Linked DNA regions of Homo sapiens: region 2 is linked to region 1. The links are chromatin loops, found by intact Hi-C in ENCODE. Cell type or tissue: HCT116. All regions are shown on one strand. Each heading gives the region's core, and the rest is flanking DNA. Links, peaks and the distances in the headings are about the cores only. Region 1 overlaps PRKCA (protein kinase C alpha). Region 2 has its middle 160 kb from the start of RGS9.

Region 1 (10,591 bases), core at 1,330-9,329:
AAAGAGGAAATGGTGCTTTGTGGGTTCTCTCTCTCTCTGCTGCAGTTACCAATTCTAGGACAAACAGCACATGGAAAGCATAGAGGGAAAAGAAGATTGCAGTGGGTGTGAAAATGGGCTGGGTAAATCTGCACCGATGTAGAGATTTTTAAGGCCACAAAACAAATATTGAAACCAAGGAAAAACGACACTCCACAAAATAGCATAAATGTATCTAAAACAGTGTTCATTTCCCTACAGTCATGTTCCCAATGACAGTGGTGTGCATACTACGAGAAGCCTGTTGGGTGGCTGGGACTGTCCTTTTTTTTTTTTTCAGTCAACAAGGACTGTTTAGCCCTATGCAGGAGGAAACAAAAAAGTAAGTGGTGTGGGGAAAAGGTGTGGGGTGCCTGCCAGATGAATGCCTGTTGGCTTAAGTAGGCTTCTCCACCACTAAGTGGAGTATGCTAAAGCTCACACTGCCCCAGTTCAGATCACAGGACTTAATCTAGCTCTGGCCTACCTTCTGCTAGCAGGATGACATCAATAGTAATCTTAGCAATAGGTATCCTCAGTTTCCTGTGGCTGCTGGAACAAAGTATACGCAAACTTCCCAGTTAAGACAACAGAAATGTATTCTCTTGCAGTTCTGGAGGCCAAGAGTCCAACATCCACATCACCAGGCCAAAATCAGGGGCTCTGCAGGGCCATGTTCCTTCTGGAGGCTCTAGAGGAAAATCCACTCCAGGCCTCTTCCACCTTCCAGTGGTGGCAGGCATGACTTGGCTTGTGGCCACATCACCTTCTTCTCTGTGCCTGTAATTTCTCTCTATGCCTCTCTAAGAATACACATGTGATCACATTTAGGGCCCATCCAGATCATCCAGAAGAATTTCCCCACCTCAAGATGCTTAACTTTATCACATTGCAAAGACCCTTTTTCCAAATTAAGGGCACATTTACAGATTCCAGGGATTAAGATCTGATGTCTTTGGGTGGTGGTTATTCATCCTACTACAAGTACTACTGAGGAATTTCTTCTTGAAGTGATGACAATGTTCTGGGTTAGACAGTGGTGGTGTATATTGCACAATCTTGTGAATATACTGAAAACCACTACACTGTACATTTTTAAAGGGTGAATATTATGACCTGTGAGTTATATCTGAATTAACAAAGAGGCCTTTACTGACAGGTTTCCACGTGCTTTACTACACCCACTCACTTAATACTCACAATACTCCTGTGAAATAATGACTCAGATGCCCGTTTTCCAGATGACAAAACCAAGGCAGACAGATGTTAACAAACCTGCTCAAGGTTGAACATTTAGTAAGGGATGGAGTCAGGAGTGCAACTCAGTCCTGCCTCAGGGGGCCTGGGCATTAACCTCTGTGTGGTCCTCACAAGGTGACCTCTGCATTCAGGTTCACCTATTAGTGTGGAATAGGAGATAGCAAACCTTTTCTAAAAAGAGCCAGATCACCAGTCATTTAGGCTTTGCAGGTCACAAAGTCTCTACTGCCACTATTCAGGTCTATTGCATAGCGAAAGCAGACACGGACGATATGTGAACAAACGAACGCAGCTGTGTTCCAATAAAACTTTATTTAAAAAATAGGCCAGGCACAGTGGCTCACGCCTGTAATCTTAGCACTTTGGGAGGCCAAGGTGGGTGCACTGCCTGAGCTCAGGAGCTTGAGACCAGCCTGGGCAACACGGTGAAAACTCGTCTCTATTAAAATACAAATAATTAGCCGGGTGTAGCAGCGTGCGCCTGTAGTCCCAGCTACTCAGGGGTCTGAGGCAGGAGAATTGCTTCAACCCAGGAGCCAGAGGTTTCAGTGAGCCGAGATTGTGCCATTGTGCTCCAGCCTGGGCGACAGAGCGAGACTCAGTCTCAATAAATAAATAAATAAATAAAAATAAGCTGTGGGCCAGATTTGGACCTTGGGCCGTAGTTTGCTGACCCCCAGCATAGAACAAACACTACCCCACCAACACAGTGAGTTGTTTGAGGAGAAAGTGACACAAAAAAGGACGCTCTACTTCCCTTAGGTTCCTTCTGCTTTGAGCTGAGCCTCTGAACTTTCACCTTGTGCTATAAAGCAAGGAAGGGGTTCTGGGCTGGGGGTCGGGGGAGAGGGTGTGTCTCCTGACAGGAACTATGATCCATCTTCTCCTGTCTTAACAGAACCTTCAGAAACCAGCACCTCTCATGTGCACCTTACGCTTGCTTCTTTTCTCCCGGCTTTTCTGGTGCAGCAGTTGGCACTTCTGGACAAACATGACTCACAGCCTCCTCCTCAGGGTATCTGATCTGGCTGTGACCTGTTGCAATTGGCCAACCCCACCTTGTTCAGGCTTCCCCGGCCGGTCCCACACCTTAGCCCCACCCAGAAGCAAGTGCAAACAGTGAGCACCGTAGGACATCCACAGGGCCATTCTTTAATTATGCCACGGCTGCCTCGGAAATAGGGATCTTAAAGGAACATGTGCGCAGTAGCGCTGGGCCACAAGCAAGCTGACCTGTCGGGGCAAGCCTGGTGTGGGAGAGGCCCCTCTGCTTCCTCGTTATTCTAGCTGCGTTTTTCCAGAGCTCAGGGCTTGTCCTGCTGAGAAAGTACCCTCCGAACAGCTTGGTTACTCAGTTCAGGAGCATCTCAAGTGGCCGATGGGCTGGACCAGATAGAAAAAGGGAAAAAACCCTCACCCCACCAGCTCAGCCGCACCACGGAGCTCTCAAGTTTCCTCTGGCTCACATTTTCCCGGTCACGTTACTGGGAAGAACACGCTGTTCTCAGGGTTTGTTTGCGTCTCTACTTTGGGCCTCTTCTGACGATGCTGCGAGGGAGAACTTGGGTCTAAGAAGCTGCCAGTTCCCTCACGTCGCCACAAGTCAGTTCTGCACCGGGAGCCAGAACTCCTCGGCAAATGTTGATTGGGAAACTGGTGGAGTGACAGATTGCCTCCAGAACAGGATTTACCGAGCGCCCTTCCCACGTGATGTTCCGGGGGCGGTCAAGCTGTCTAGCAATAAGGCAAGGGGTTTAGGGGCTCTGACTTGGAACCTCTAAAACCATGCAGGCACACAAACCCTGGCAAGGGTGGGACACGTTACAGGTACTGCTGGGTCAGCTGGCGTGGGACCCCGCGGAGGAACCAGAACTGGCATCGCTAGGGGCTATTATGTGGGCAGAGAAGGCCGTTTCAGGAGAAGGGGCCCAGGCAGGCTCCGGTGGCCGCAGGAGAGGGGGTTGGGAAGTGTAGCTCCCAAGTGTCACTCCTGACGCATACAGATTTTAACTTTGGGTAACAGGCACATCCTAAAACACTCTGGGCCTCTGGGCTGGGCATTCTCCATTCTCTCTAAGCCATGCACCCCTTTAATACAACACTGCAGTTTTGATGACATTCTAGGGTAGGCCCTGGGTAGAGAACCTCTGCTATATGCTTCAAGAGCCTGGTTCTGCAGGGACCGAGGGATCGTCCTCTCTCCACGCACTTTCAGAACCTGTGTGCAAAGGGACAGCAGCCTTCCTCTGGGTCATTCCTACTTCGGCTGGGGATGGGAAGAGCTCTGTGCTGTGGTCTGAATGTTTGTGCCTCCTGCCCCCAATTTGTGTTTGAAATCCTAACCCCCAAGGCGATGACATTAAGAGGAGGGGCCTTTGGGAGGTGATTAGGCCAGGAGGGCAGAGCCTCCATGGAGAGGATCAGTGCCCTTATAAGAGAAGCCCAAGGGAGCTGGTTTGCCCTTCCACCGTGTGAGGATGTGGGGCTGTCGGCAAATGGGCCCTCTCTAGCCACTGAGTCTTCCTGTGCCCTGAACTTGGAGTCTCCAGCCTCCATAACTGTGAGAAGTAAACTTCTGTTGTTTATGAGCCACCCAGTTAAAAAGATATATTAATAGATCAGACTAAGGCAGTTTTGGAGCTGGGAGAAGTCCCGGCAACAGAGAGCAAGTGCTTGCTGGGATCTGCCTTTGGATAGGAGGCGTTGGGTGGTTGGTCCATGATGGTGGTGGCATATCTTGCCACTGGTGTGGGCACGACTTCCCATTGGTGGGCGTGCACTGCAGTCAGGCCCTCCATGGCATAAGGAGGTAACTGATTTCTCAAGCATGAACAATGAAGAGTCGACAGGACAGGTGAGAGTTGGTTGTGGGTGGCAGCCCAGGCACTGCCACTCATCAGACTGATTCACTGGAATCATTTGGCCAGAAGCAACAACAAAATCATATTCTTCTCCCATTAACAAGTTAGAACTGAGATATTCTCTACCACAGCTTGAGTGGCACTTGGTTACTGTATCTTTTAGGCTCCCAACATGGAAAACAGGCCTCTAATCTGTTTCCTACCATTTACTTGAACACCTCTATCTAAATGTCAGTGACGCTCCGTCTTCTGGCCCACATTCCCCTAGCAGATGCTGGTATGACTTAGGAGCTGGCATTGGTTCTGATGGGTTGGTTCTATATGCTAAATATTTAACTGCATGCAACCTATCACATTTAGTATTTATATAACCCAAAAGAACCACTCCACACCAACAAGGTTAGTCTCTTTTAGTTATTTTGAACCCCTACTGCCCAGCACAGCACCATGCGTGAACTGAGTAACTGCTGAACACGTGTATCTCTGTGCCCACCTTGCTCTGTGCTTCTGGGTCCACACTGCCCCATCGCTGGGGACACTCCTCCATCCATCTCAGTGCTGTCAGCCCTTAGCCTTGCACAAGACCCATTTCCTCTGCCCTTCCACTCTCCTGCCAGCCTAGCCCAGCCCAAAGGTGTTCCATGTCTACAGACTGACAGCACCTTGAGGGCAAGGGCCACACCCCCTCGCATCCCCAGGGATCACTCCCCCAGGGCAACACAGGACAGACAAGATAAAATCTGCGCTCATTGGATTCCTGCTGAATGACCGGAATGCTAACACAGACAGGAAAGCTTGGAAACTTCTCAGCTCTTGGTTGCAGTACATAAAGCGTCCATTTGGAGGGACTCTTGGACAAGGAAAAACCACCCAGGCCTTTTCACGGGCGAAGAAAGCCAGGCCAAAAGGAGTGGCACACTTTTTTGAAAATGTTAAATGCTTTGAAGAAAGAATCTCTGTACCCACAAAGACAAAAGAGCACAGGATGTATCTCCACTTACAGGAAAAATGGGTCAGAAAGGGACTTTTGCTCTTGGTTAAATAGTGATCACGTGGAACTTCTCTAGATTTCAGGAAATAAAATGCACAGGTGTCATCAACCACGATGAACAATTTTTGACTGGGTAATTATAGACTGAGATTCTGTGTACAAACTGGGTCTGGGTGCTGTCTAGTTCACTGCATTTGTTCTATTTATGCTGTATCAAGTCTGCTGACACCGTCTGTGTTTATGAATGTTGCAGAATTTCTGATGTGATCTCTTTCATGTTTAGAAATAATGACCCCTAAATTTTGTGATATTTGTTTCCTTATTACCAGAGACAAAGGCAAGAATAATGAGATACACTAAAAATACACCTGATCAGACATCGCCTCACAGCTTCATATGGCCCTGTACACAAACCTGGACTGAGGGACATTAACCATTTTCTTATTTGGAACCTATTTAGTGAATATTCTATTTTGCTGGTGAGGCTGGCTGCTTGGTGATAAGAGTGAATTTCTGTCCCATTCACGTACCAGAAAACACAGGTTGGCAACTCATCAACCAAAATTCTACTGGAACAAAACTTACATAAGAGAATTCGGAGGACTGTGGTATAAGATGAGAAACAACAATGTTTAGTCCTTGGAAAAAGATCATAAATATTTCATTACTTTCCCTTTTACAATTAGTGGGACATAAAATTTTACATTAAAGTTCTATAATTCTGATGTTTCAAAAGAAAATGAAACCTAGTTGTGAGAGAAATATTTCCCAGGTTATGAGAGACTGAAACGATTCTGCATAAACAACGTAGGAAGATATTTAAGAAAATTTTTTTCTTATTATAGGAGTAACGGGTGCACCCATCATACAAGAAATTTAAAGACATAAAAATATAAAGAAGAAAACTAAAACAACTATACTTCTGCATGGGAGAACCAACATTGGCACATTAGCATGTTTATGGCCAGTATCTTCCACATCTATCTACATTGAAATATTTATTTTTATAGAATTCACATCACACTAGGAATAAAGTTTTAGAACCTGCCTTTATAACAAAGTATGCTTTGAAAACATTTTAAATGTCTAACATCTCATTTTATGGCTAATCAGAATTTATTTAATCAATTCCCTGTTTGGGGGCATCTACAAAGTTTATCATTTTTCACCTTTACAAATAACATAGCAACTGATCATCTTCATGCATAAATATTCATTGAAATTTCTGATACTTTTTTTCTTGTTCTATTTATGCTGTGCAAGTCTGATCATACCCTGTGTGTTTAAGAACGCCACAGATTTTCTGATGCAAAGAAGAATAAGAATACATTCTTGGAAGTAGCTTAAAGGATGGAAATTATTCAAGATTCTTGGCATACATTGCCAAATTACTCCTCTAAAAGTTTACCACAATCCTACCAAAACCATATCAAGAAGTGGTGAGAAAAGTAAAGAATAACACTGTAATTTTGACTTTCTTATTTTTGAGGTTAAATTTTTTTTCCATGGTTATTTGCCCATTTGTATTTATTTCTGCCTGACTTAACTCCTTATTCAAGTTTTCTAGAAGGTAGTAACAAGTTTTCTTACTGTGTTAGAAGAGTTGTTGAGATATAAATGATAAAAGCCTTTTGTCATAGTTGCTGCAAACTGTGTTACATGTCACCATTCTTCTAGAAACAGAGAAGCTTAACTTATTATGTAGTTAAATCTGTCAAACATTTCCTTTTATTTTTTCCATTTCTTTTAGGCTTACAAAAACCTTGCCCTTTCTGAGATTAGCTTAATATTCACCTAAGTTTTAATTATTTTGTTTCTTTCTTATATTTAACTCTTAAGACCATTTGAAATTTATTTTGGTGTACAGTGTGAAAGAAGATCTCATTTATTTTCCTCCAAATGTTTAGACAACTTCTCAACATTATTAGTGGAATAAGCCCTATCTTTCCCATTGGTCTGTGTGGCTTCTGTTTGTTAATGTTCGCTCTGTTTTCAGGGCCATGTATTTTATCTTCTTCAACTTTCTGCTAATTTGTGCAACAAGCTTAGACTTTAAATTGTTCTAGATTTCCAATGCATGTTAGTGGTACAAGCCCCCGACTCGGCTTTCTCCATCCAGGTACACAGAGTTTCCTGACTTGGGGCAATTCTACTTCCACTGCTTTCTTTCTTTCATCTCATAAATCACTGCCCATCCTTTTTCTCAGTGTTTATGGGTCATTTTACTTTACGTGTAGGTCTCATTCATAGGATATCGCTGAACTTTAGCAAAACATCCCATCTGAAAATGGTGGGCAGTTTAATCTGTTACCTTATCCTCAATATTCGTACCCACAAGTACGTACCTGATAAGGTACTCAGCACCTTGGACATATTAACTAACCTCCGCAATAACCCTACTTGGTATCCACATTTTATAGACGAGGAAAGCTGAGGCTTGGAGAGATTAAGCAGTACCTAGGACAAGGTCACCCAGCTAGCAAGGGGAGGGGCTGAAAACACAGGCAGCCCCATTCCAGTACATTCTTAAACCCCCCCACTTCTTGGCTGCCTCTGTCGTGTGGAGCTTCACTTGTTGTTGTCCCTCTGTCTCCTAGTTACTTGCTTTGTTTTCAGTCTTTTTTTTTTTTTTTTTTTTTTTTGAGATGAGTCTCCCACTGTCTCCTGGGCTGGTGTGCAATGGTGCAATCTCGGCTCACTGCAACCTCTGCCTCCCGGGTTCAGGCCATTCTCCTACCTCAGCCTCCCAAGTAGCTGGGATTACAGGCGCACACCACCACACCAGGCTAATTTTTTGTATTTTTAGTAGAGATGGGGTTTTGCTAGGTTGGCCAGACTGGTCTCGAACTCCTGACCTTGTGATCTGCCCACCTCGGCCTCCCAAAGTGCTGGGATTACAGGCATGAGGCATTGCACCCAGCCTTCACTCTTTTACTATACTCTGTTTTCTTTGCATTTATTTTTTCTATAATTTTTTTAAATTTATTTTTGAGATAGAGTCTCACTCTGCCACCCAGGCTGGAGTGTAGTAGTGTGATCATGGCTCACTACAGCCTTGACCTCCTGTGCTCAAGCAATCCTCCTACCTCAGCCTCCCGAGTAGCTGGGACTACAGACACACGCCATCACACCGGTCATTTCTGTGTTTTTTTTGGGTAGAGATGGCGATTTCACCATGTCCAGGCCCATCTTCAATTCCTGGGTTCAAGCAATCCTCCCACCTCAGCTTCCCAAAGTGATGGAATTGCAAGTGTGAGCCACAATGCCCGGCCAAAATTTTTAAAATGTTGTTTAAATTCTACTGCTGACTATCTCAAGATTCACCCCAAAACATTTTTTATCCTACATTTCTCCGATCACCAAAGGAAAGAATGAGATAGCATCTTCTGACTCCTCTCCCCAAGGGTATGAAGCATTGTGCATGCTCTGTTCTTACTCCCTGTGAGCTCCCATCCTACTTCCTCTTTTTGTTACTGTAAAATTATCTGGAGTATGGGATCTCTAATGCTTGTCATAATTTTTATATGAGTTACAGTTTTGATAGCTGTTTTCCACATTAACAGGTTCAACTGATTTTAGTGCTTACTGCTTATCCTTATATGACTTCCCATCCCTGAACTTTTAATTTTACTTCATCTTGCCGTCCTCTTTAGCTCGCCTTTAAATAATTTTCAAGAAAGTGTGGGTGATGTATATTCTGAGCTCTTGCATCTCTGAGAATATGCCACGACTGGCAACTTGGCTGGGTGAGAAATTTGGGGCCAATTCACTTTGTTCTTCCAAACTCTGTAAGTGATGTTTTCTTATCTCTTAAAATTTAGTAGTGCATACGATTAGAGGTCTAGTGACAACCTGGTTTTTGTTCTCCTGTAGGTCACCTATATATTCTGAAGAAAAGACATTTGTTTTCTTTCTTTGTAATTAAAAGTTTTCCAGAATGTTTCTTTTCTGAGACAGAGTCTCGCTCTGTCACCCAGGCTGGGGTGCAGTGGCGCAATCTCAGCTCACTGCAACCTCCGCCTCCTGGGTTCAAGCGATTCTTGTGCCTCAGCCTCCAGAGTAGCTGGGACTACAGGCGCCCATCACCATGCCCAGCTAATTTTTTGTATTTTTAGTAGAGACGGGGTTTCACCATGTTGCCCAGGCTGGTCTTGAACTCCTGAGTTCAAGTGATCTGCCCAACTTCGGCCTCCCAAAGTGCTGCAATTACAGGTGTGAGCCACCGCACCCAGCCCAGAATGCTTCTAAATGCAGACTTCTTTTGGTTAATTTTGTAGGAACAGAGTGCATTCCTTTTCATTTGAATGCTCCATAAATTTGGTCCTATCATATTGAATTAGTGCTTCTTTTTCAATTTTTTCTTCTTTTATCTTTGGGACAAAGCTATTATTCTCAATTTATATCCTGTTCCCAGTCTTCCATTTTTCATTATTCTCTCTTTCATCACCATGGTTTTGTCCTTTTGCCTGCATTCTAGAAGAGCTTCCCAGGATTCTTGCACAGCGCTGATTTGATTTTCTGCAATGCCAATTCTGCTGTTTGTTGCACCACAAAGATTTTAATTATGTACTATAAATTTCCTTACTGGAAACTGGCATTTACTTGTCCACTTCCTTTCATCTTTTCTGTCTCTTTATATAGCCCACTATCATTTTAAAAAATCTCATTCTGCTTGCTTTTCCTCTCAACCTGTTTGTTCAAATGGCATTATGTTCCTGTTTTACAGAGATTGTGCATTTTTTTTTTTTTAAAGAGAGGGTCTCACTATGTCACTCAGGCTGGAGTGCAGTGATGAGATCATAGCTCACTGCAGCCTTGAACTCATGGGCTCCACAATCCTCCCACCTCAATCTCCTGAGTAGCTGGGACTACAGGTGTGTGCCACCATGCCTGGCTAATTTTTAAATTTTTTTGTAGAGGCAGAACTTGCTATGTTGCCCAGGCTGGTCTCAAACTTCTGGCCTCAAGTGATCCTTTTGCCTTGGCCTCCCAGAGTGCTGGGATTACAGGTGTAAGCCACTGTGCCCAGCCTCCTGCACCCTATTATAATGTGTATGGAGTTTTCTCAAATACTCTTCTGTAATTTCTTTTCTTCCAATAATCTATATTCAAATATGTTCTCCATGATACTATCCCTTTATCTCCCATGTTTTAAAAATGGGCCCCATATTTTGGGTTTGTTTTCTTTCTTTACTTGTCCTCAAAGACAAGTACATCTAGATGTGTTATTTGCCCAAAGATACTGTTTGTATGCCACATTGGCTCTATCCACTGTCTACTGGGACACTAGAGAACTTGCTTCCCTCTTCCAGGGCACTCAAGTTGATGTTCATGGCTCTTAGTCCAATGACGAGTGTGTTTTTGCTGGAGCCAGGTAGGATCATATCCAATTCACAGTGCTTGGTAATTCCAATTCACAGTGCTTGGTAATTACACATCTTGAATCTGTGAAGTCCGTTTA
Region 2 (10,591 bases), core at 1,776-9,775, 1.4 Mb after region 1:
TCAGTGACTGTATCTCCAAATGCAGTCACAACTTGAAGTACTGGAGGTTAGGACTTCAACACAAAAATTTGGGGGTGGGGGGAGGAGACACACAATTGAGCCCACAACACCTGAGGTAACAGGGGGAGTGATGATATTACATTGTATAGGGCACATTGCTGAACCCAAACCTGGTGACAGCTCAATGCCTTCAGTCATTTAAGGAGTTTTTGTTGTTAACAATCACCTGCAAATTTCATGCTGTACTGTATGACATGAGGCTACATTTTTAAAGGGTACTTGTAGGCTGGGCATGGCAGCTCATGCCTGTAATCCCAGCACTTTGGGAGGCTGAAGTAGGAGGATGGCTTGAAGTCAGAAGTTCGAGATTAGCCTGGCCAACATAGCAAGACTCCAACTCTACAAAAAATAAATTTTAAAAAATTAGCCAAGTGTGGTGGCAAGCACCTGTGTTCTCAGCTGCTTGGGAGGCCTAGGTGGGAGGATTGCTTGAGCCCAGGAGTTCAAGACTGCAGTGAGCCATGATCGTCACTACACTCCAGCTTTGGTGACAGAATGAAACTCTAAGATCCTGTCTAAAAAAAAAAAAAAAAAAGGACACCCATAAAAACACTTGCTGTTGGAGATGTAGTCTGAAGCATCTTCTGCACCCATCACTCCCTAGTGTGCACCCTAGCCTGCACCCATCACTCCCTAGTGTCCCTAGCCTAGAGTCTGTAGCCTGCACCCATCACTCCCTAGTGGAATGAACTCAAGCTAGTTACATAACTTCTCTTCTGGGCCTCCGCTTCTTCATCTGAAAGGCAGGGACAGTCATAGGACGGTCATGACAATGAAATGAGATAACCACGCCAAGTACTGAGAAAGCTGGGAGCATCATAAGTTCACGATCAAAGTGAACGATTGGTTATTGCTTCCATTTGACCCTGCAAATGAAAGCTGCAAGTGGCAGGAAAACCGAGGCTAACGTGAGGTTTGTGTGGTTCATCTCTGAATTTGGGTGCTTCAGACTCTCCCTCGCTTTTTCCAGGCAAACCACTTCCAATTCCTTTAACCTTTCTTTACAGGGCCCAGTTTCCAGCTCTTTGATCATTTTTGTGTCTCCTGCCTGGACATCCTCCAGCCTCTCCAAGCCCTTTTAGGAGGGAGTGACACAGACTCGACTCAGCAGTCTAATAAGGGGCTGACTGATGTGAGACTTGAGAAGGGGGATGACTTGGGGGCCACAGCATGTCATGGGCCTTTTATGTGTGCGGAATCCAGGGAGCTTTGAAGAAGGCAAGGCGCTCTGTTGACTGCGACCAGATGCCCTGGATTTTCCAAAACGAGTTCTTCAGAGATGGCTCAGATTTCAAATATTCTATTTGATTGTCCCCATAAAACAGTAAAATGTCACAGAACTTCTAACTTTTCTGCTTCCCACTGCGGACTCCAGAGTGCCTCTAACACATGGACGTGACACCAAAGTGTTCCCCTAGCCTGGCAGGGGGCAGATGACATCCTGATGTGGTGAGGTCACACGATGGCAGTCCTGGAATGGGAAGGTTGTTCTGATTTCAGAGATCCTTCCATTATGCAAACCAGAAGTTGTAGCTCATGCCAGACCACTTTGTTAGGATTCTGTATTCAGACAATGGGATCCTGGGGACGATCTTGCTCATGTGTCCCTGGTCCATGGACTTTGATCCTTACCAGGTCTTTTTTTCCTAAACCTATGCCTGGCACCAAGCCTTATCTCGAGGTCGGTTACCTGGTAGGGGTTCACCTGGTAGTTGCTGACCAACTGGAAGCTGGTCCTGCCTTCATTCTAAACATATGGTGGCTGTTTTTAGCCCTAAATATATCACCTTATAATTGCACTATTGAATTTCATCTTGTTTTTGTAGGGCCATGTTTTCAATTTGTCATGGTTGTTTTGAATTTTATTCTTGGCTCTCTGAGCGTGAGCCACCCCACCACATTTAGTATCATGTGAATATCTGATGAACACAGCCCCATCCTTTTGTTGTTAAGTCATTAGTAAGATAGGTCCCAACAGTTAATCCCCAGAGGAGTGGCTTTCTTTCAAGTAGATGCCTCATCACTGATTATGCAATAAAGACCCAGCTTTCTTTTGGGCTCTAGACACATATGTTCATTGTAGAACATTCACAAAGTACAGATAAGCATAAGAAGGAAACAAAAACAATTTGTAATCCTACCACGAAGACACTAATGCTGTCATTTGGTATGGATCCTTCTTGTTAAATATATACATTCATCAGTATAGATTAAGTGGCATAGATTGTACTGTGACATGCTTATTTGCAGACCTGATAATATAGCATGATCCCAGAGCTAGTTATTCACACTTGACTGCCATAAAGACATTCTGAAATCAAAAGTTCTTATATGTAATAAGAACTTTTAGATTGATTCTTAAGGTTCTGCATCCTTAGATTCAACCAACCACAGACTGAAAATGTCTTTTAAAAATTCAAAATAACAATACAATAATAAAACAATTTTTTAAAATAATACACCAGGTGCAGTGGCTCACGCCTGTAATCCTAGTACTTTGGGAGGCCGAGGCAGGCAGATCACGAGGTCAGGAGTTTGACACCAGCCTGACCAACATGGTAAAACCCCATCTCCACTAAAAATATAAAAATTAGTCAGGTGTGGTGGCGCACGTCTGTAATCCCAGCTACTCAGGAGGCTGAGGCAGGAGAATCTCTTAAACCCTGGAGGCGAAGGTTGCAGTGAGCCGAGATCGTGCCGCTAGAGATGATTTAAAGTATATGGGAGAATGTGTGTAGGTTACATGCAAATACTACATCATTTTATATAAGTGACTTGAGCATCCACATATTTTAGTATCCATGGGAAGACCTGGAACCTATTCCCTATGGATACTGAGGAACAATTGTATTGGTAATCCCAACTATATTCCATGAATACTAGCTCCATGAGATATTCCAGGAAAACAAGAGTAGCATGGTTTATTCCTTTGAGAAATGCTTTTCCCTATACTGGTGTCTAGGAAAGTCACAATGTGTGTAGACATATTAAATGCTCTGAGAAGTCCTGCAACTTAAAAATCTATTAATTTTTAAAGTCACAATGTGTTTAGACATATTAAAGACTCTGAGAAGGCCGAGTGTGGTGGCTCACGCCTGTAACCCTAGCACTTTGGGAGTCCGAGGTGGGCAGATCACTTGAGGTCAAGAGTTCGAGACCAGCCTGGCCAACATGGTAAAACCCTGTCTCTACTAAAAATACAAAAATGAGCCAGAGATCACTTGACTTGGGAGATGGAGGTTGCAGTGAGCCGAGATCGTGTCACTGTACTCCAACCTGGGCAACAGAGCAAGACTCCTCTAAAAAAAATAAAATAAAATAAAAAAATTTAAAAAAAGGCTCTGAGAAGTCCTACAATTTAAAAAAATCTATGTAAATTTTTTTCTAATTCAGCATTCCCCAAATGTAATAATCCATAAGATCCTGTTTCTAGAAGAACCTATGACTATTCCTTTAAGAAACATTTGGGGAAATACTGTCATAGATTATATCTTGACATCAGGATGAAGAGTAATAGTAATTTCTTAAAGTATTTAAACTCAGGAGACCCGGTCCCTCCTTCGCTCTTAATGAGCTTATGACCTTGATAATTTTCTTTTTTCTGGGTTTTGGTTCAGCAAAGTGATCAGATTCCCCTTGTAGCCCCAACCTTCCACGTTTTCTCCTTAAGCAAAAATGAATGTAAATGATTTGGCTGGGACAGTGTGGTCTTTACAACATCATTTGGTTATTCCCTCCTGTCTCACAGTAATAGTCCTCATTTATTTAGCCCTTCACACATACTAACTCATTGGATCCTTACAACACCCTCATGGGGGGTAGTAGGCACTGTAGTGGTTGAAGTCACTTGCCCTACAGCCACATAACCAGTTATAGCCTTAGTATTTATTTAGCTTAGGGACAAAGAGCTGAGGCCTTTACTATAGCAGAGCTCCTGCTCTTTGTCCCTAAGCTACATCACCCCTGTGTCCCTTAGATAGTTGGTGTTCAATTCTAGCATCTTCTCAAAGAAGGCTAAGCCTGCTGGCCATTGGCTAACAGGCTGGTCTGCTCTCATTTCCTTCTTCAAAGCTGAGCAGTCATTTGCTGCTTTCCATCATTGGGGATCCCCTTGTCATCTATGATGCCACTAAAATAATAGCTCCACCCTGACTTGTGCCAGTCCCTTAGGGACCCCTTGAGTAACATCACCACAGGTCCTGCTGGTTTGAATAGATCTGGCTTCCAAGTTTTCCAGCTGCTGCTTTTTTTTTTTTTTTTTTTTTCTGAGACAGAGTCTCGCTCTGTTTCCCAGGCTGGAGTGAAGTGGCATGAACTCGGCTCACTGCAACCTCCGCTTCCCAGGTTCAAGAGGTTTTCCTGCCTCAGCCTCCTGAGTAGCTGGGATTACAGGTGCCTGCCACCAAGCCCAGCTAATTTTTGTATTTTTAGTAGAGACGGGCTTTCACCATGTTGGCCAGGCTAGTCTTGAACTCCTGACCTCAAGTGATGTGCCCGCTTCAGCCTCCCAAAGTGCTGGGATTACAGGCATGAGCCACCGCACCCAGCCTCCTCTTGCTTCTTTAAGGGGGGGTGAGGAGCGGGCAAGTGGGGCAGGAGCCACGCAAGTTTGCACCAGCTTCTCCTGAACATCTTGTCGAATTAATAAGAAATAACTCAGATGTACTGAGTGCTTACTAGGCGGCAGGCACTATTCATGTGGACTCTCACTTAAATAGCCCAACACCTCTATGTGGTAGTAGGGTCTTCAATTATAGATGAGTGAGTGGCAGCAGAGAGGTTGAATCACTTTCCTAAAGCCCCACAGCCAGTAAGAGCTAGAACTTCAGTGCAAACCCAGCCCCAGCCCTTCCTCCAGGGGCTGTGTACTGAACTCCTCTGTAAATCCTGCCTGCCCTCAGCCTTTTCCTCCCTCCCCACTTCTCCCCACCTTTCCCCAGCGGGAATTGCTCCACCTTCCAGCTCCTCTTCCACTGTGCAAACCTGCACTTGCCCTTCCCTCCATCCCTTCACACTTGGTCCTGCCTGCCTAGTCTTCGCTCCTCTCCCAATCCCTAAAATGCCCTCTCCTGCTTCCTCCCAAGAAGACAGTGCCTGAGGAACCCCCAGAGCCTCCCTGAGCAACCTGGGTAAGAGCTGAAGGCCTTATCTACGTCTGCTCTGGTGCGAGTCCTCGAATAGTGTGTGATGGAGACACCTACTGGCTGCTCTGAGCACAGGCCCCTGGAAACCCAGGAACGTGGCTCAGGGCCCCCATTCCACCGAGAGCCTGGTGAGCAGAACCATTTGGTAGAGTTTCCTGTGGGTTCTTCGCTGCTTTTAGGCCAAGCTGGACGGGTCCCTAAAAAAGGCCTGGGAGGACCTTCGTCTTCCTCCTGTCCTGCCCTGAACACAGAAGCAAAAGGGAAGGGGTAATTTTGACGGCAAAGCACCAGCCCCCTGCACGAGGCTGATCCCAGCTTGGCAAAGTTGCCAGGAAGGCTGGAGGCAGGGCCATTCACAGCCAAATAAACGGAGGGTGGCTTTTCTGTAATGCAAATAGAGAGAAATAACCGCTTAGGGCAGGTTGATTTGTTATTTGATGTGGGGCGTGTGATTCTGGAAGGCCCACCCTCCTGGGCACGCTGTCTCTCCTCCCTCCCTTTGAATCAGGTTTACAACTCCTCATCCAAGGCTGGCACCACTTGATGCAGAGAAATGAGGCCCCCATTCTGGTTAATTGCCATCATTTGCCGGTTCAAATAATGAGCGACAAGTTGGATGCAGAAGAGGGGACAGCCGCTTCGTAGGAAATCACTAACCTAAAAGACAGCAAAGGAGATTGTTCCTCAGATGTGCTGCCAAAGACTGGGGGCCACCATGGCCAGCAAGACCCCTATCAGCGGAGGGAAGGACATTTGGGCTGGGCCCGGCCATGCATAGTTGTGGTGGACAGCTGTCTCTACCAGAACCAACTCCCATTGGATTTGTTCTTCTGAATGGGGGCCGCATTCCCCATTAAACTAACTAAGAAATATTTCTGAATCCACAGATGTGGCATGTACAGTGTGGAGGTTTTAGGGAATAGCAAGAAGCTTAAATAGATCACCATCTCTCTCCAATGTGGGAGGATGATCCCTCACTTTAAAATACGCTCTCTAGTTATTCCAGTGAGTATATTCACATAAGGCAAGTACTTTACAAACTTAATAAGCAGTGTTTACAGAAGATCTAAAACACACAGAAGTCTTTCAGACATTTGAAGAGTGAAGAAGAGCTAAAGAAATGAAAAACATTAGCCAGGCATGGTGGCTCAGGCCTGCAATCCCAGAGCTTTGAGAGGCTGAAATGGGAGGATCACTTGAGCCCAGGAGTTTGAGGCCGGCCTGGACAACACAGTGAGACCCCATCTCTACAGAAACATTTTTAAAATAGCTGGGCATGGTTGCTCACACCTACAGTCCCCGCTACTTGGAAGGCTAAGGAGGGAGGATTGCTTGAGCCCAGGAATTCAACAACAGTGCACCCTGATCACTCCACTGCGCTCCAGCCTGGGCAACAGATTGAGACCTTATCTCTTTAAAAAAATTAACTGAACAAAGATGCAAAGCTAAGGAGTGATACAGTCTATTAAGATCAGTTTGATACCAGAGTGTCCTCAAGACAATTGGATGAACGTTCCCAATTAATTGGTGCCGACATGTCCTAAAGATAAGAAAGGTCACCATGGAAACCCTGAAGGCTTCTGGGAAGAAGAGGGATTTAAAAGGGTCCTAACAGGTAAATAGGTTTTGATGGGCAGAAATAAGGAGGGCAGGATGCCAAGTGAGGAAGAGGCGAACAGTGCAAGGAAGTGTACCCATTTGGTTGGAACAGGAAGTAAAGCCCGTGATGATGATGGCCTCCTGAAGGGGGATTGTGGCCAGTTTGCAATGGGCTTTGAAGCTCCAGCGAATGAGTCAGGGCTTCCTCCTCCGGGTGTCACGAGAGAGCCATCGAAAATTGTTAAAGAGGGGTGAATAGGATTAGAGCAATGCGTCTGGTAGTTTGCAGAAAAGATGAGAGTCAGGAACAGTGGTTGAGAAACTGATGGAGCGGTACCAGGGTGGCAAAAACAACAGGACCGCGTGACCGGGTGGCACAAAATGCAGATGCCCATGGGACAGGGGTGTGACCAGTTAGTGTGGAGGAGCAGGCTGATTGAATCCTTCCTCCTTAGTGCTTTTGATGGGGTGAAATTTCAAAGACCATCTTTCCAAAGACCATCTTTTTAAAGATCATCTGAGGATGATCAGTAAAAATCTCAATTTAGGGGCTGGGCACAGTGGCTCACGCCTGCAATCCCAACACTTTGGGAGACCCAGATGGTTGAATCACTTGAGATCAGGAGTTCCAGACCAGCCTCACCAACACGGCGAAACCCCGTCTCTAGTAAAAATATGAAAAGTAGCCAGGCTTGTTGGTACACGCCTGTAATTCCAGCTACTCGGGAGGCTGAGGCAGGAGAATTGCTTGAACCTGGGAGGCGGAGGTTGTAGTGAGCCAAGATTGTGCCACTGCACTCCAGCCTGGGTGACAAGAGTGAAACACTGTCTCAAAAAAATAAATAAGTAAATAAAATGAAAAAATCTCAACTTAGAGTGCCAAGATGCAGCAGAAGTTTCTCTAGGAATTGGGGAGGGGAAAGGCTAGGGTAAGAGAGAGGCAGCCCCAGGAAACTGACTTCACAATGTTGCCTAAAGGACTAATACAAGTGGAGGAGAGCTAAATCAGCACTGCCCAGTAGAGATCTAATGCAAGGAATGCATGTAATATTTAGCCTTCTTGGAGCCACATTTTAAAAAGTTTTAAAAAGAAACAGTTGAAGTAACATATTTTAATTAGCACAATGTATCCTGAATATTCTTTTTGACGTGTAATCAATGTTTAAAGATTATTATTGAGATCTTTTACATTTTTGTGCACTAACTCTTTGAAATCTGGTGTATAATTTACACTTAGAGTACATCTCAGTTTGGACCAGACACGTTTCAAGTGCTCCAAAGTTGCATGTGGGCCGGGAGTGGTGGTTCATGCCTGTAATCCCAGCACTTTGGGAGATGGGCGGATCAGCCGAAGTCAGGAGCTCGAGACCAGCCTGGCCAACATGGTGAAACATGGTGAAACCCTGTCTCTATTGAAAATACAAAAATTAACCAGGCATGGTGGTGGGCACCTGTAATCCCAGCTATTCAGGAGGCTGAGGCAGGAGAATCGCTTAAACCTGGGAGATGGTGGTTGCAGTGAGCCGAGATCTCACCACTGCATTCCAACCTGGAGGACAGAGTGAGACTCTGTCTCAAAAAAAAAAAAAAAAAAAGTCACATGTGGCTAGTGGTGACTGTATGAGAGAACACTGAGCTAACCTCTACAGTGTTGTTTCTCAAACCCAGGTGATTTGGCTCCTCTCAAGGACATTTGGCAATGTTTAGGGACAGTTTTGGTTGCACAACTTGGGATGAGGGGTGCTACTGGCATCTTGGGGGTAGGGAGCAGGGATGCTGCTGAACATCCTACAATGCACAGGACAGACCCCTACAACAAAGGATGATCTGGCCCCAAATGTCCATAGAGGCAAGTCAGAGCTCCACATAATGCTAGAGGAAGCGAGTGCCCCATGCCGTGTGGTCAGGGAGATGCCACTCAGACACTCCCACTGGAACCCAGGTCTCGCCTCAGACAGGGCAAGTTTCCAGGCGCCAGTGTCAGAACTTCCTGGTGCTTTGTGATATGGCACGGACTACACCCTGATAAGACAGATTGTGTTTGTAATGATTTTAGTCCTGCAATTACTCTCACTCCACCCCACCCAAACCTCAGCATTGCAATTGCCACACAGTGTAGTTCCCATGCAGGGCAAGTGTTCAATGAAAACGATGTGAACAGTACCCGCTACAGTTGTGCGGTATACAACCTATGCAACTGTACCTGGCAGCTTCACTCCCAGAAACCAGGGGATCATGCCTCATCATCACAGCAGACCTTCCTAGTTTTCTTCTTGGCAATGCCCATGTTTAGAAGCCACAAAGAAGTAGAGCAACTGATGGCCGTGCATGTACTAGAAGAAGGCTTTCACTGTCAACTTGAGGGCTGGGCCTTAACCAGAAATTGAAAATGCTACTGAATTTCTACCCAGGGTTTCTTCTTTTAAGACAGGGGCCCTGGTCTTTTTATAAGGACAACCTTTCCTTCCTTTGTTCCTTCCTTCCCTTCCTCAGAGTGTTTATTGTAGTGCAAAGTTATGCGCTAATCAGGGGGTTGGGCTAGGCCTCTGTGCAGATAAGGGCAGAAAGATCATTGCTGGTTGCATGACATCTGTGCAGGAAATCAAGATAAACTCCTACTGTAAACAGCAAACTTTTCAGTAGAACCAGTTCAGTTGATGTTAACAGGTGAATCCAATTAAAAACAATCCATCATCAAAAAATAAGAGATGAAGCAAAGTATGTATATAGCATGGTGATTATGAGCACTCACTCTGGAGCCAGCCTTCCTGGATTAGAACCCAGGCTTTTCTACTTGTTAACTGTATTACCTTAGACAAGTTACTTAACAGCTCCATGCCTCAGTTTCCCTATTTGTGAAATGGGATAATAATTCCTAGCTCAGAGGGTTGTAGTAGGAATGTTAACAAATTAATACATGTAAAGTTCTTAGAATCCTGTTTGTCATTGAGTAAGTGTCCAGTAAACATTACCTTATAAGTTAAACAGGTGTTTGGGTTTTTTTTCCACCGCAGAACTTCTCAGGGCCTTTGACGTGCTTATGGGCATTGCAACCTGCCCTCTAGGTGAGGAGCAGGGTAAAGTATGTACGATTCCTAATCTTTTTTTTTCTTTTCTTTTCTTTTTTGAGAAGGAGTCTTGCTCTGTCGCCCAGGCCGGAGTGCAGTGGTGCAATCTCGGCTTGCTGCAAGCTCTGCCTCCCGGGTTCATGCCATTCTCCTGCCTCAGCCTCCCAAGTAGCTGGGACTACAGGCGACCGCCACCACGCCCAGGTAATTTTTTTTGTATTTTTGGTAGAGACGGAGTTTCACCATGTTAGCCAGGATCTTGATCTCCTGACCTCTTGATCCGCCTGCCTCGGCCTCCCAAAGTGCTGGATGATTCCTAATCTTATTTGACCACTGTTTTGGACTGGGCCCTCTAGAAAGCAAAGCCTGAAAAAAAAAAAGAGATGAAAGCCTGGCACTTTATTTGCAAGATACAAGCCCAGAGCAGCGAGGTGAAGAAAGGGAAAAGAGAGCAAACTGAAATGGGAAGCAGTATCACAGTGCCGTCTTTACAACGAGGCTGCTCAGCAGGTATGCTGGCTGAGCCTACAGGATTTCTCCCGAATGTCTACGAGGAGGCAAAGCACTCCAGAGTTTCCCCACTAAAGAAAGAGGGAAAATATATGTGTCCAGCTCCTTCCCAGGTCCCATTGGTCAAATTTCCCTCCACAAGAAACTGACTCCATCTGGTTGTGTCATCTGGTTCCTTTGTAGCCACTCCAAATTCTATATCTGAAGGTA

The links. A loop is a pair of places that touch in the nucleus more often than their neighbours do. Peaks named below come from ENCODE experiments on the same cell type or tissue, not always from the same donor. Only the 100,000 strongest peaks of a DNase experiment are listed, where the experiment ranks them.
Region 2: it touches region 1 in a loop (2.4-fold over the local background); 2 of 110 quality-filtered maps call a loop at or near these places.

Annotation. Positions count from the first base shown.
Region 1 is chr17:66,668,391-66,678,981 of GRCh38, reverse strand. All of the region lies in intron 5 of PRKCA (protein kinase C alpha), which reads right to left. Among named protein-coding and RNA genes, the nearest start is that of MIR634, 110 kb to the left of the region's middle. RefSeq lists an enhancer at 2,018-2,787. In HCT116, for the core only: a CTCF peak has its summit at 4,986; DNase peaks (open chromatin) are centred at 2,331 and 4,981; H3K4me3 peaks cover 565 bases.
Region 2 is chr17:65,289,034-65,299,624 of GRCh38, reverse strand. No RefSeq gene overlaps it. Among named protein-coding and RNA genes, the nearest start is that of RGS9, 160 kb to the right of the region's middle. In HCT116, for the core only: CTCF peaks have their summits at 5,074 and 5,273 (motif pointing left); a DNase peak (open chromatin) is centred at 5,234.